2 separate regions of the Mus musculus genome follow, and region 2 is linked to region 1. Evidence: chromatin loops called from intact Hi-C (ENCODE). Cell type or tissue: left cerebral cortex. All regions are shown on one strand.

Evidence for each region. Peaks named below come from ENCODE experiments on the same cell type or tissue, not always from the same donor. Only the 100,000 strongest peaks of a DNase experiment are listed, where the experiment ranks them.
Region 2: it touches region 1 in a loop (3-fold over the local background); 7 of 42 quality-filtered maps call a loop at or near these places.

What each region holds. Positions count from the first base shown.
Region 1 is chr1:37,296,721-37,304,720 of GRCm38, reverse strand. It overlaps Inpp4a (inositol polyphosphate-4-phosphatase, type I), which reads right to left and starts at 4,883. Exons shown (of 26, transcript NM_030266.4): 1 at 4,603-4,883. In left cerebral cortex, no CTCF peak of the experiment used is centred here; DNase peaks (open chromatin) are centred at 3,804, 4,128, 4,489, 4,904 and 1 more place; H3K4me3 peaks cover 2,500 bases; H3K27ac peaks cover 1,153 bases.
Region 2 is chr1:37,362,760-37,370,759 of GRCm38, reverse strand. It overlaps Inpp4a (inositol polyphosphate-4-phosphatase, type I), which reads right to left. Exons shown (of 26, transcript NM_030266.4): 5 at 6,532-6,650; 6 at 4,481-4,597; 7 at 4,142-4,221; 8 at 3,779-3,890; 9 at 2,913-3,003; 10 at 2,336-2,483; 11 at 1,272-1,402. Among named protein-coding and RNA genes, the nearest start is that of 4930439A04Rik, 33 kb to the right of the region's middle. In left cerebral cortex, no CTCF peak of the experiment used is centred here; DNase peaks (open chromatin) are centred at 1,791, 2,427, 2,844 and 3,346; H3K27ac peaks cover 2,398 bases.

The DNA.
Region 1 (8,000 bases):
GGAAAGGACCTACCTGCCCTCCAATACAAGACAGTACAATGAGTTACAGCACACCCCTACTTTGGAATATGAAGCCCTACTCTCAAAAAGGACAAGCTCATCACATCAGTACACAAACAACACTCCACGACACAGCATGAAACTGAAAAAGCAAATCCGAGGAAATGGTACTCTTAGCAATCAGAGGTAATGGGACTACTCTTAGGCTTATTCGAGCTGCAGTTTAAACTTACCACACTTTAACTTGTTTTGAGTCACCAAGAATGGAGCTCAGATTGTCAGGCTCTGAAGCAGGTGACTCTACCTACTGAGCCATCAGGCCAGCTCTAACAAGAGCACTGGTCCACTGAAAAGGTCTCAAGGCAATGACCCAAAGACTGACCATGTAACTTACAGAACTCAGTGGCAGAGGGCCTCCCCGGCATACCTGAAATCGAGGTTGACTTCCCGCACTACAAATATAAGCATGAAATATAAACATAAATAAATGCGATGACATCACCTTCACTAGCACAACTACAGCTGGCATCCTGGAGTCTATAGCCACTCTCCATGAAAGGAATAGAGTTCTGGAAACAGCTGATTCTGAGGCTGGGGCAAGGAAAATGCAAATGGCGTCTCAGAGATTTTGTGCCAGGATGAAAAAGAAGTCCTTAGAGTATGATGGGAACACGTTCCAAAGGCCAACTCCAGGACCTCTGAGTAACAAAGAAATAATGACAGCAACAGATTAAAGTCTAATAAATGAGGCAACATTTCATGGCCATGGATGTAACTCAAAGTTACAAGTGCGTATTGGCCAAAAGAAAAGGTATCCTTTTTAATACAGGTAGAAGGATACAAGAATTAGAAAATCTTTGTCAACTCTAGCATAATCCACATAGAAGGCACCAATAGGCTCTAGCTGAGGCTGGATATAAGGAGTGACACTGCCCTGCATCCCTGAGAGATACATATTAATCACCAAGGGGAAAGTGAAACATCTCAGTGACGCCCACATCATCCTCATCAAGGTATCAAAGCTAACAAGCCTAGCTTCATGTTTAATGAGGTCGTAGGCAGTATCTTCCAGTTGACAAGGCTGCAACTCTGCTGCTCCTGCAACAAGCACCAACCTGAACCCAAGTATCAGGGAACCCAAACTGAGAGGCATTATCTAAAACAATAGTCTTCAAACATGTCAGCGTCAAACATGGCAATTAAACACAAAGGAACGCTAAAAGAGACTGTGCCCATAAAGCACCCAAACAATAAACAAGGTGGGGGGTTTCTTTTAGATAAAGAACGTCATTGGAGCAATCTCTAACATCTAAATAAGACCTGTGCATTAAATAACTGCACCGTGTCATGTTCATTTCCTGGGTTTTAAGTACTGTATGTATAGAATGTTTTGGGTTTCTCTTTTCTTAATTAAATTATTTTATTTACATTCCAAATGTTGCTCCCGCTTCCTGGTCACCCCTCCCTGAGTCCTTCACCCCATTCCCCTTCCCCTTTGCTTCTGAGGTGCTCCCTCACCCACCCACTCACCCATCCCCAGAATGTTTAATTTTTAAGAATTCCACCTCACAAGCCCATGTTCCATGCCCCCACTGACTAGAAAGAGCAAGGAAGCTACTTTTGCAGAGATATCAATGACTGCAGACGCATAGTTGAAAAAAAAAAAAAAAACAGGACAGAGGCTTCTGTGACAACCTCTACTCCACCCCCACCCCACTCCTCAAAAGCAGCAGCCTAAACAGGAAGCCATCAGAAGTCTTAAAAAGTGTGATAAAGATGTTGAAGTTAGCTTTTCACCATTGATGGTTTCTGGCCTGGGTGCGGGAAGGGTCACACTGTTTAAGGGGCAGGCCACTAGGAGTTTGACCATGCTCCATTGAGTATAGAGACAACACAAATCGGACTTGGGTTTGTTGTTGTTTAAAATTTTTTTATTTTTATTTTTTATTTTCTTGGGGGAGGAGGTCACAAGGGTAGGGGCAGACATGGGGAAATAGCATAATCAGGATGCATGATGTGACATTCCCAAAGAACCAAGGAGAAAATATTGAAAAATAATAAATTTAAATAAAATTTAAAAGGAAGAAAATTTATCTAGAAATATTTAGAGGTACAGGGTACTCAGCATCAAGTTATGATTAAGTTATTAAAAAAATAGCAGGGAAGTTGTGGTATACATCTTTAATCCCAGAACTTGGGAGGCAGAGACAGGCGGAGCTCTGAGTTCAAGGCCATTCTGGTTACAGAGTGAGTTCCAGGACAGCCAGGGCTCCACAGAGAAACCCTGTCTCGAAGCCTCATCCCACCCCTACCCCCCATGAGAGCATGACCACTAGAGAAAGGTCACAGAGGCACAGCGAGATGCTAACATTTGGAGAATATGGACCCAGGGCACCAAAAGTAGTTCCTATCAGTTAAGAGAGCGGGGATCAGTCCAGGGGTTTCTGGGGACTGGTTTGTGAGAGCCTTTTCCTTTTTAAGCACAGAGAGACAAGCATAGTGAAGCAGACCTGCAAGGAGTGAATAGTGTCTCCCTAACACATGCTCTGCTCAGAGCCTCTGCCCCAGGACCAGTCTCTTGCTCATCAATCAAGTTCTGCAAAAGAAGCAGGAGATAATCCAGCTTTCTCCACTGTTTACAGAGTCAGCCTCCTGACACCATCAAGTAGTTGATGATGCTGAGAACTTCTCTGGAAATGGAGGCTAAGGAGGAGTTTTTCACTAAAAAGCCAAACTAAGAAAAAAATAGCCTCGATGGAAAGTTTCCCCTCCACTCTGAGGTCTCTCTGAGACGCTAAACCATAGGGTGGTGATGGAAGTTACTGGTCCCCAGCGCTCCCTAGTCCCTTCCTTTGGTGCATTCAGGGGCTGGCTGAGAATTCTCCTGGGTAGGCAGCTGGAAAGAGTGAATAATTCTTTACCACACACTTTCTACTTCTCCAGGGTCAGGTCATTGATACAAAGCTTCTGTGTCATTTCCTTAAGGTGATTTTAGCCAACCAATATTGATTTTAACAGCAATACTACAAAGTATCCAGTTTCCAAAACAATGGAATAAACTATTACAATGTATCTCCTAAACCGAGTCTGCCTGGGGGCCTAAGCAGATTCTGAAAGGAACAGTAGCTAGACCAAGTCAAGTAGCTAAGGAAGGATGACAAATGTTCTCACTGTAGGAACACAGTCCTCTGGTTTCTCTGTATTTACCCAACATCCACTCCGGTAAGCCCAGTCTTTAAAGACGACCATCCTAGTGACTTTGACTCTTCTACATCATGTTGACAAGACACAGGGAACACACCTCCAGGCAACGGTGTTCACATGTAGTGCCACCCAGGAAACAGCATTTCAATCTCCTGATACCACCACAGGTACAGACCAATACACAGACCTCCTCGAATGAAAGAACTGAATTTTCGAAGAGAAACCTTTTGTCAAAGCAGTCCTCAAACAAGGGCCCTAGTCCAGATCCAAAGAAAAATTCCGTCTTCACCCAACAACCAGGCTAAGTAGGACAACCTATAGCTGTTCACTGCCTGACACTGGCAATTAGATTTCAAAACAAACGCAGCTAATGAGGTTCTGTTTACACCTCTTACTGATGAGGGTCTTGAGAACCTGAGTTAGCAAGTGACAAAACCTTCAGGATTCACACCCAGATCAACCAGCTGTGTGATGTCCCAGCCCTGTGATGTCCCCATTGTCCACACAACCCACCCGGGGAACAGGAGTGAACGAAGCAGAATATTACTGCAACACCCCAACTTCCGTACCACCCCACCCCCATCCCCTTGGCCCAGAGGCCCTAACTGGCAGGTGACAAATCACATTCTACTCTTAGGCAATCTCTCAACATCAAACACATTAAGAGGCAAAGATTTACAACGGCCAATACTTACTTCCTTCTTACCCAGAGAGACATTTTCATGAGCTGTCAAATCCAGGCAGGAGGAACCCACCATTATGTAATGTCAGAGGGCAGGAGAGAAGGGGCAAGAGAAACCAAGGCCCATCAACACTCCTTCCCTTCGCCCACAAAGATATATATTTGTGTCTGACATTTTGAGTGTTTCCGTGGCCTACACATTCATGACTGGCTTTGCAAAAGACGACCACGGATCCCTGCAAACCTCTCAGGCCTCAATTAGCTTATTAGGAAAGCCAGAAGAATATAAAATACATAAAGCAAAGGTGAGGGAGATCCTGTCCTGGCCGATGCGCGAACAGAAAATGCTCAAAGAGTTGCGAGGACGTAGAGTCCGTGTCTCCCACCAACATGTATGTTTATTTTTACCCGGTGTGTTGACACCCGAGATACCGCGAGGCCTTCAGCGTCGGATGCCTATGGGATACAGCAGAGATGCAGCCGGCGGGCGCGTTGTATAGCATCGCACGGCTCCCCGAGAAGCCCGCGGCAAGGGGACCGCAAGTCTAGGATCGCGCTCCAAAGACGCGGCCAGCGAACCGCTAGGCTGTACCACTGCCATGACAACCGCGGGCGCCACCGGGCCGGGTTCCCAGTGTCTCCAGCTCCCAGCCGCCCAGCCCACTCCGCTAAGCCCGGCACACCGGACCTGGCACGGCCCAGCTCGGCCCACCTACCTGGCGCGCCCCGGCCCGGACACTTGCTCAGCCTTGGCCTCTGTCCTCCAGGCCGCACACCCCGGCCTCGGCCCCGCTGGTTGCTGTCCGGTCCTGAAGACCGGCCGGGATTTGTTTCCTGGCCGCCTCACTCCGGCCGGTGGCGTCCACCCCAGACCCGAACCCGCCGTCCCCGCGCAGCCCGAATCCTGCCACCGCCTTCTCTCAGAACACAGCGCACAACCCCGCCCCGGTTCCGCCCCCTCACCGCGCATGCGCGCCCCACTCCCCGACCGCCGCCCTGCCCCCTCCCTCCCTGGCTCCGCCCCTAGGAAGCCGCACCTCCCAAAAGGTCACACCCTCTTATGTGACGTCACCCAGGAGTGGGAGTTTTTCCACCTTCACATGCCCTGAGGCTTCTGCCCAGAGAACAAGCGATTCTAGAAAAACGCTGGAGGTCGGAAGTGCAGGTGTAGCTGATCCATCACTCAGTGGGCGTGGCCACCAACAAACTGTAGTCTTTTGAACTTCCTTCCAGACCTAGTCTACCCAAAAGATAACGGACCTTAACACTTCCTCCTCAAAATTCTATTTTTCTATAGGGAAGAAGACCAATCAGGACTTTCGGAGATACATTTTTTTTTATTTTATTACTTATTTATTTCCACTGAGACAGGGGCTCCCTGCCTCTGATCGTTTTTAACTTTATTGTAACGTTAACATTTCTACCTGATGAGGGGAAACTTAAATGGACAAACAAAAACATTTTTCAGGTTTTTTTACACCTCATTTGTCTGGTTTTTTTTTTGCTTGTTCTGTTTCGTTTTGGGTTGTTTTTTTTTTTTTTTGAACAGGGTAATCCAGGTTGGTCACCCACTCACTAGCTGCCCTTCGTGTTATTCATGTTCCTGCCACTGCCTCCTAAAGGCTGAGAGTACAGGTATGCACCACCACACCCACTTTTATCTTCTAAAGAGTAACTTATTACCAAATGCTTATCTTTTATTAATCAGATGAAGGGGAGAAAATATTGATTGAACCTTAACCCTAAGGCCAAAAGCCAAAAAACTCAAACATGCTTAGAAAAATTAAAAATATTGTCCTTATTTCATCTTCTAAAATTCAAGTGACTGATATACCTGATTTTCTTACGGTAAAATTAATAGAAATCCCCCTTTCAATCTCAAAAGCATTCTCCTATGAGATAATAAATTTTATGGTCAGAGTCTTAATTTGCTTTCTCTCTTCCTGGGTTAAACCACTGGCCAAAAACGACTTGGAGAGGAAAAGGCTTATTTGGCTTACAGGCTACAAGTCCATGATCAGGCAGGAACTCAAGACAAAAACCTAGAGGCAGGAATGGAAGCAAAAGCCAGGAGCGAAAGTTACTTGTTGGTGTGCTCTCCATGGCCTGCTTAGCCTGCTATTTAGATAACTCAGGACCACCTGCCTGGGGTGGCACCACCCACATTAGGTCTTGCCCTTCCACATCAACCATTAAGAAAATGCCCCACAGGGTGCCTACATTGCAATTTGATCCAGGTATTTTCTCAACTGAGGTTCCCTCTTTTCAGATGATTCTAGCTTGTGTCCACCTAACAACAACAACAACAAAAAGCTAGCTTGCACAGCTGTGTTATTTATATTCAAGCTAAAGAGGGTTTTCAAATCAATAGCATCCTTCTTTAAATTTATGAGTTTAAAAATAAACATTAATCTCATTTCAACTCATTCAAGACAATTACGAATCTGACCAGAGTTCCAATATTTGTCCCTTGACTCTTGCACATTTGGAGTAATATGAAAAGACCAGTCATGTTTTTTACTATGCTGATGGACACCCCCATTCCACCACAGAATGAAGATTAGCAAGGAAAGGCGGAGCCGAGTTTGTGAACAAATACGGCAATGAGCATTGACTACACATGACAATATACCAGACTTAGCCTTGACACAGTGTACCAGTCTTTCAACATTCTTGACATTTGGACCCCAAACGTTGGCCATGTAAACATCTTAGTGGGAATGGAAATATTCCTAGGAGATGAGAGTGGCCCTCCTTTGAACTGTCAAACTACTGAGATGATGCACTCCAAGAAATCACAATTGTCTTGCAAATAAATCTCTCATGCTGGAATAAAGAAAAGGTTGAGAAATCTGGTGTTGACCAGAAGTGGAACTGTCTCCCAGAAAGAGACCTCACACATTTCTTGAGACTTGTCAGACCACTCTGCTGCAGACTAGACAATGAAGAAGAAGAGGATGAGTGACTTGACTGGGTCTGCTCAGCTATGCAGAACTGCTGCTATCCTTAACTGGAATCCTCATGTTAGGACCTGGGAAAGATGAACTGGACGCCTGAAGCATGCTATATATAGGATATCATTGGATCTTCTTGTCCTTTTCCCCGGTAACGTCACACTGGAGAAATGGTTTTTCACTATTGTTTGTTGAATTGGCCTATTAACATGTGGCTGAGTCTAGCCTACCAGGGTTCCCTGAGCACAGGCTCTGATCCTAATAACTCTCGAAACAGCTTCATTCTTTTCTCCAACATATACAAGGGTGCCAGGTAGGCTTAGCAGGTAATGACTAATGGAACTTACCATCAAGCCTGAGGACTTGAGTTCAACTCCCATGTGCTGGACAGAGAGAACCAATTTCTGCAAATTGTCTTAAGTTCCACCACCTACTCATGAATGCTTTGTGGCACACACGTGTGCACACACACACTCACACGGGTGCATGCATACCTGCAGTACATATGCACAATTAAAAAGAAAACACTACAAATATAAATTCCCAAGGCCCACTTCAGACCCTGAAAATGAGGCAAGCTGTTTGTAACAAGCCCTATGTTGGATAATGAGGAGCATATATATCAATTCAAACCATCTATGTACAATACAAGAATTAAGGGCCAGGCAGCATTAGCATTAGGACTAGAACCATCCTAAATGGGACTTTCTCTTTAGATCATTAAATGTGATGTTCATATGGACGAGTAGTTTTGTCAGAAAATATATGCAGACTCAAGCACTGTGGGTTCTGAAGCACTGAAGAACTGTAAAAAGAAGCACCCATGTTCACCGAAGGGACCAAAGGGATCTATTCCCCATCAATTGGAGTTGTCTGATAACATCCTGGTAGGGCTTGTCTCTAACATGTCTAAGAACTTTATCTTAGAAGATGGAGCTATTTACCTGATCTAAAAACAAACAAACAAACAAACAAACAACCCAGCCACAGATGTTTAACATTGCAGCTGCCTGAGCTGGTTGGAGCTAAACAGAGGCTTACTTAAAAACGTAAGGGGGCGGGGCAAGTTGGAGCGGTGGGAAGGGACAGTGAGGAAACTGGGGGGGGGGGGGGTGTCTGGAGGGTTGATCAAAACACATATGCATGGGTAAAACTCTAAA
Region 2 (8,000 bases), 66 kb before region 1:
CTTGCTAAGTTTATGAACAAGTTCCTATATTGTCTGTGAAAATCACAGATTTCCCTCAAACTGACAAATCAGTATATAGAAGGAAAGAAACCAAAGGTAAAGACTACTCTGAAAAAAAGGAGTGGGGCTGGAGACATGGCTCAGTGGTTACAAACACTAGTTGATCTGCCAGAGGTCCTAAATTCAATTCCTAGCATCTAAGTGGTGACTCAGAACCAGCTATAATGGAATCTGATGCCCTCTTCTGCTTTGCAGACAGGCAGAAGGACAAGGCATTCATATACATAAATAAAGCAAAAAAGAAAAACAAACAAAAAACAAAATGAAAGGGAAGGAGGAAAGGAAGAAATATATTTATATTATAATCTCAAAAATAAATCTTTCCAAAATAAATAAGCTATAAGAAAAAAAAAAAAAAAAGAAAGAAAGAAAGGTCAAAAAAAAGAAGCCGGGCAGTGGTGGCGCACACCTTTAATCCCAGCACTTGGGAGGCAGAGGCAGGAGGATTTCTGAGTTTGAGGCCAGCCTGGTCTACAGAGTGAGTTTCAGGACAGCCAGGGCTATACAGAGAAACCCTGTCTGGGGGGGGGGGGGGGGGGAGAAAAAGAAAGAGAAAAAAAAGAGTACTTTCAAAGACTAAAACAATTAAACAAACAAACAAAAAAAACCTATCCCATTTGGAATAGAAAGAAAATGGGTTAAAAAGAAATTGCATAGTTTGAAAACCAAATATCATCTTCAAGAAGGGCATTCTCCTAGCATGCACTAAGCCCTGGGCTTTACACCCCCACCCCTCACAGACTCCAGCCTGGGAAAAAGGAAAAAGAAGAAAGAAAAAAGAAAGTTGAGGTGTCTAAACCTCACTTTCTCTTGAGTTTAAAATAGCAAACTGCACTCTGACAACTTACACCTTCCTTTAAAATGGCATTGAATATTAAAACTAGGAAACTGCTTTGCTTCAGGCAAACAGTCCATATCTGTTGGTTTTCAGTGGTGTGAGGAGAAGAACCCACGCGGCCAAGGTAACCTGAAACCGCTTCACTTCGACCTCATTTCACAGGGATTGTTTTAGGAGATAACACCAGAATTCACTGATTTATCATTTCAATTAAGATCTGAAAACCCCAGAGTTGAAAGAATTCACACCTACATGAGAATCTATTTTTAAAATCCCACTCAAGATAATCAGAAAGTCTGAGCATCCCAAGCCTTCAGTGCCTGGTTAAGAGTGTGGGAGATGCAGGAACCTGGGAAGACAGGGCCACACCCACCTTTGTACTGATGGAGGTCAGTCAGATTCTCCTGGTAGGTGAGGATGATAGTCTGATACTGGGTGACAATCTGGCGCCGGAGGCTCTCCCAGCAAGGGGACAGCTCCCCCAACTCTTCCAACTCACATACCCTGCAAGCAAAACACACACACATCAGGCCACAGGGCTGGCTCACCTCCCTGCAGTTAGGACCAGGCCAGCAGTGCCACTGCCATCCTCACAGGATGATGGGAGAGATCACTGTGCACGCAGGAAGCACGCAGAGAAACTACAGGAGCCAAGGTAAATGCTCAAGGCCAGCAGCGAATGTGGGGAGGAGAGAAGCAGCTGAGGAGGAGCTCTGCCTGGTGACCTTGAACACTCATTCCAGCACTGGTCTGGTTCTCTGCGGAACGATGCATTACTCCAGAAGAGAAGGACGGGAGATGTGAGAAACCACTCACCTCCCCACCCTCTTCCCAACAACCTCCTTTCCATGTCAAGAACACAGCGACAGTCTCACACTTCTTGGAGAGCCCCATCTCCCATCTGAGCATGCTTGCTGCCTACACTGGGTGTCAGCCCTGCCTGTACAGTTGCTGCCAACACCTTAGCTGGCTCTAAAGCACCTGCCCAATGAAGAAGCTCTTTGAAGCAGTAACACACATGATGTTAATCACTAATGCTGATTTAGAAAAAGCTGTGGAGGTCACAGTCTGAGACAGAGAGGAAATAGTCTCAGCCTTCTTTGGAACTGAGAAATATACCTCGGGATAAAAGATTGGCTCTGTGGGAGGGGAGGACTCTGTAGGGCCATCCTCTGAGCTCTCATCTCTATGGTTCCAAACAGGAGGGATGAGAAGGAAAAGAGAGAGAAAGAAGGGAAGATAGGCTGATGTTAGCCAAGCCTCTGGGGCTTCAAGCTCAGCCCCGTAAATTCTTGCCCGCCAAACTGTAAGTCAGAGGAGCAAACAGGCTTCAGATGGCTGGGGCCATGGGGCCAGCAAGGGAAGAGCCTGGGTCTGCACTCAGCCTGTCGTAGGCACGTGCTCATGAGTGGTAAGTGTCCATCCACTTGGCCTCACCTGGCTGCATCTTCTTCCAGCAGTAGCTTCACAAACTGCCGAGGCACGTGCAGGGAGAGGACGCTCTCTGCCATCTGCTCCAGGATCCGTAGGTGGTTACCATCAGTAGTTGGGAAGCGGTACATGCGGCAGATGGCACCACCAAACACTGAGGTGGGAATGCAAGAAGATAGGCTGTGGGTGAAACGGCTGCAGACCCACTGCACCGCTCCTCCTTGGGCCCTCAGTGACTCTATGGCCCTGTTTTCCCAAGAGAACTAATAAGCAAGCAAACAGCAACAACAAAACTCAAAACCCCAAACCCACATAAAGCAAGCCCCTCCAAGCAGTGCCTGACACTCCTTGCTGTCAGACGATGGTAGTAACTCTGAACAGCAAGGAACATGGTCAGTCACTAAAGTCAATATCTAATAAGAGTGAAATGGAGCCCCTTCCTCAAGGGATTTCTGGCTCTGCATACTGCCGAAAATGCCATATTGATGAAGAACAGCAGATAGGTGCCAATTGGGGCATGAGTGTGCCAATCAAAGTGGGTGGGAGTAAAGGGTGGCCAGTCACATGAAAGGAAGCTGCTTACCTGCTTTCAGTAAGCTGTCTTTTCGCAAAGAAGCATATTTGGATCGGATTCCCAAGGCCTCAGTCAAGCTTTCATCAACGGGCAGAACCATCTGATAAAAATTACAGAAAAGGACAAGAACGGTGTGGAGACTCCATCAAGGCCGCAGACATAAGCCTGTGTATCACACACACTCGCTGGGCTGGTCCACAGTGCACAGCTGACTAGCACACACACTTATGTCCTTCCTCATACTGCCTTTTTTTCATTGAGTGTCTGTCTGTCTTCTGAGTCACTGCACCTTGGGTGTCAGGGTTGTGGTACACAAAATGAAACAGAAGAGCAGCAGCCATCAAGAACATCCTCAGTGCAAGTGCTCTGAGCACACTTTGGCAACTGAGGTCTCATTTTATAATGCTTCTTCAACAGCACTGGCTCTTAAGTTGGAATTCTCGTTTGGTAACTGTCTGGGTGAGAGACTGTGTGGGACATGAGGAGACAGGAGATAGGCAGGGACAGTCCTGACTGGGAGGGAGTGTGAAGGTGACTGGGAAAGTCAGTCACTGGCAGGGTGTGATGGAAGGCATAGGTCTTCATTACCTCTTCGCCCACACCTTCCCGCTCTGCACCACATACATTAGCAAAGATGCTCTGCTCTCAACCCTGTGCTATGGAAGTGGCTGGTGTGGCTCAGGGAGCAGAGACCAGTTCCAGGTCAGCAGAGCAGGAGCCCTTCCGTTCCTCTTGGCGTCATACCCAAGAAAGCCCGGAGAGTCCCATGGAAGGCAACGTCAAGCAGCAGGCCCTGCCCTTCACTGAGACAGATGTGTATGAAGATAATCAATGCTCCTATGCCTCTGACGGAGATGAGAAAGGCTCCCACTCACCCTTCCATTGACAGTGTCCAGAGACCGGGTCACAGGGGGCTGCTGGTCGGACTTCTCCTCCATCTGCCAGCCGATCACAGTTATGTTGCCGACACGGTCACTCTCTGCAGACCTGCAACAAGCATCGCGCCTTGACAAGCACTGCATTGGCTCAGCTGCTTTTCTTAAGGCAAAGCTCAGCCATCCTGAGTCACCAGGGTCCTGGGAGCAGCAAGGAAGGAAGCATCCTGACAGGCCTTCTGGCACACTAAGCGGTCCATCTTACCTCCCCTCGGCAGGCACCACTGCCTCCCCTAGACAGTTGCTGGGAGGACGGAGGGGCAAACCTTTAGACCCTTTCCAAGGAATGAAGGCAACACCAACCTCAGTGTCAGATGCAATCTGTGATGCCTGTCCTGGAGCAGATCTTTGACCACGAATGTTCCAGAGCCCAGTAAGTACATCTGGGGGAGAGAGGGAGATCAGTAGAAGGACGCTTGGCGTCCCTCTGACCCACGTACCACAATCCAGGGAAGTCGGTGGTTCCTATAACCGACCCACCCTCACCTCGTGAACCCATGACAAAGGTCAGAAGAGAATTCCCAGAGACAAGTGTGTCTCCACACAGGTTAATTCATAAGGCAGTGGTGAACTCCATCCTGCTTGGACTGTAACACAACTCTAAATGAAGAGAGACTGTTGCCCGACTGCACGATACTTAACTGTTCCCTGAGATCTGTCTTTGACATCATACACAGACAGCTTGATCTGGGTCATCTGATTGATAAGGGAGTCTTGAAAGAAGGCAATGCTGCTTAGAAAGATAGGGTTGTTGGTTCCCTAGAACAGAAAACAAGAGTTGGATTTTATTTTAAGGACTTGTTTTTAACTGTCCTAACATTTTCAGAATGAGGAAATTAACGTTTTTACTGTCTGTTCAACACAAACACTAATGGCAGCACCAGACAAGAACCAAAGAACTCTGCTCTCCAAAGAGGAAAATCTATCCTGGCAAGATCATCGCCAATCTGACAGGACAAGCAGGCTCCTGCAGAGGCTGTGCAGAGGATTTGCTCCTAGAGGAGGACCTTTCTGAACCTGAAATGAGTTTGCGGTCAACATCCATTGGTGTTCTTGCAGTGCAGTTTCGGTGTGCTATATTTTAGACTGTTCTTTAGGGGTGTTCCTTTCAGGTTCATGCAAAGGCAGAGGAAAGAGGAAATGGACGGGTTCAGTAATTATCTCTAGACTCCTGTGTTTGGAATAATTAAAACTGACCTTTTGAGAGCTGTCCTCTTTTAGGACTGGGTCTAGTTTCTAGATCAAAGGTACCTATTTTCTGGCAGCTCTGCCTCAGAGCTCTACATACTCTTCTCAGCAGCTCTAGGTCTAGTCTCTCAGTACTTGCTGGGCAGCCCCTCCTAGGGGGTCTATGAGCCTTCCCCCATCATCCTTTCTCATGCCTGGGAATCTGTTAAAGCAGGCTAAAGGTCTAGGATTCAGCTTTGGTGCCCCCTTGTTTGTTGAGCAGGCAATGACCAGGAGACCACAAACCCTTCTACAAAGTCTACCTCCAGCCTCTCTCCCCACATACCTGTTCTCCCCACTCACTCCTTCCTTCCATCCACTAAAGTCATCCTGCATCCTTCCCCCAGACACCTGTCAGAGGCAGAAGACCTCCTTGCAGAAGTCCTGCAAAGCTAGCTACTGTGCTGTATCGCAAGCACCTTGCTCAGCCTACAAAATCAGTTTCTTGCACACACTAAGCAGATCTAGTGATTTCTTAAATCCCATGATGTTCTGCTATCACCTGGCACCACATACTACGTTCAGTCCTAGACTAGAAGCACAAGCATTACCTGCAAGACATGCGGAACCAGGCCTCTGCCTGGACCTGAGGTCAAGTCCTGGCTAGGAAGCCTGCTTAAAGGGATATAGCTCCTGTGTCCCCACCCTGCTACCCTAATGGTCCCCAGGCTTTCTTTCCGGTGCATGAAATGATCAGGGGTATTTCAGCCCCCTTATCCTTGGGAAGCTAGAGGGCAAGGGCTGTGTCCTTGTAGGTTTTGTACCAATAATCAACACTGCTTGGCCTGAGGCCTGTGCTCAACAAGTGCTTCTACCATAGGCAACCTCACTTAGAGGGGGCTAGTTTCTAAAATGGAAAAGTTGAATTAAAATTATGTATTAATGAGTTCATGTATAAAGCATAGAAATATAAAAATTAAAATGAAGCTTGATTTGGTAATTATTCATATTACAAATAAAACCCTGTGAAATGCCATGTCAGAAACTCCTATGACCTGTACCATAACTCATATAATGTGCTCAACTATCTAAAAAGATATTGTAAACTTCACTAAGTAAAGCTATGTAAATTATTTTTTAAAAGCACACAATACAGAACATAAAAAATGCAAAAATAAAAGTTAATAAAGAATACAGGCATGCCCCAGCCTAACAGTAAACACCTTCCAAGCACTGGGGAATGAACAGAATTCTCTAATCATAGCAGCAACGGGAGTGACAAGGGAGAGCTATGTCTTATCTCTTAAAAGTCAATCAGCCTATAGGTCCCTCCTTAATCAACAGTCCATCAAAGCAGGCAGGATGTGGCAAATGAAGGGCCATCCCAGAACTGTGACAAAATGGATAAATGAGCTGAAATGGAACCAAAGCCACAGCTACCCAAGAACTGAGTGGCCCTTCTGCTGGGGCCACTGACAACCATGAGCAGGAGGGCTCCCTGACAGAGAGGGACCAGCAGCACCCACCTCGATGATCTCCGTCTGTGCGTGCTTCGTCCAGAACGCCTGCGGAGGGGTGGTGACACTCACAGCCACAAAACTATTTGGTTTTCGATCTAGCGATGGAGTGTGCAGCTCACTGCAAGCTACAAAATCAAGACGGGGTAAAAAGGAACCCTTTTGGAGAGAGTTCTACTTAGCTCATTGCTCTACATAAACCCAAAGGAAAGCTTAAAATAATACTCCCAGAGACACCATGATCACACTGTCAGTAAGACAGGGGATTTTAAAAACCTGTCTTCTCGTTCTTTTCCCTCTCCCACCACCAGTGCTAGGGTAGCCTTCTGATTCAGAGTGACAGCATAGTTACATACAATAAATATAATATAACACAATACAATATAATATGATATATGTAGGCACTTATAGATACACATAAAATAAAAGAAGGGCACTAAACATTACTAAATCTCCAGTTTTTTAAGATAACAAGAGTTCTGAAGTTAGATGGTAGCAACAGCTGTGCAGCTGTGCAAACGTATCTAATGCCATCGGGTACACTCGAGACAGTTAAGGTGGCAGCTACTATACTATCTGTATTTCTGTCATCATCAAGCATATGGGGTCAACTCTAACTCCAAACTGCATCCTCACAGTCACAGGAGGTAAGCTCTATGCAGGGAGCAGGATGAAAGAAAGACAGTGAGATGGACAGAAAGAAATGGGGGAATCCCTGAAAGAATTAGAAAGACAGAAATTAAGGAGGAAGCACAACACACTGCAGGTTAGGGAAGACCAATGCCTTGGTGTGTCCCAAGTAACGTTAATTAAAGTCAATCAATTCCTCATGATCACTGTCCCCTGAAGTACCCCCTCCATAGTCTCAGGCATCTGAACCTCTGTTTCCAGGCTGAGGACACTGTCAGGAGGTTTAGGAAGTGTGGCCTCACTGGAGGAAGTACATCACTAGGGGTGGGCTTGGATGCTTGAGGCCTCTCTCTACTGCTAGCTGCTCTTTCTGCTGTGTGCTTGAGGTCCAAGGTGCGAGCCCTCAGCTTATGCTCCAGCTGAGACTGCTGTTGCTTGCCGCTGTGCCTCCCCACCATCGCAGACTCTTACCCCACTTCTCCTTTAAGCTGCCTTGGACATGGTGTTTTCCACAATCATAGAAAAGTCACGGACACCTTGCCCAAAGCCCAACCACCTTGTTTGGTTCTGATCATACAATGGCTGCATTCATCCTGTTCTGCCAGCTGTTCCTCGCTCTCACACATGCGTGAACATACCATGTTAGAGCCACTGTTCACGCAGCTGTCGCACAGTCCCCTGGCCGCAAAGTCTCAATCCTTTCTAGTGTGACTGTCTGCCTGCTCCCGAGGAGCACCCCGTAGCACTGTTGAGACTGCAAGGCTAGGTAGAGGCTGACGCATCCCTTCAGTTTGTACGGCTTAAAAATATCTCAGTGCACCTGAATGATTGAAGGGTATTTTCTCTAG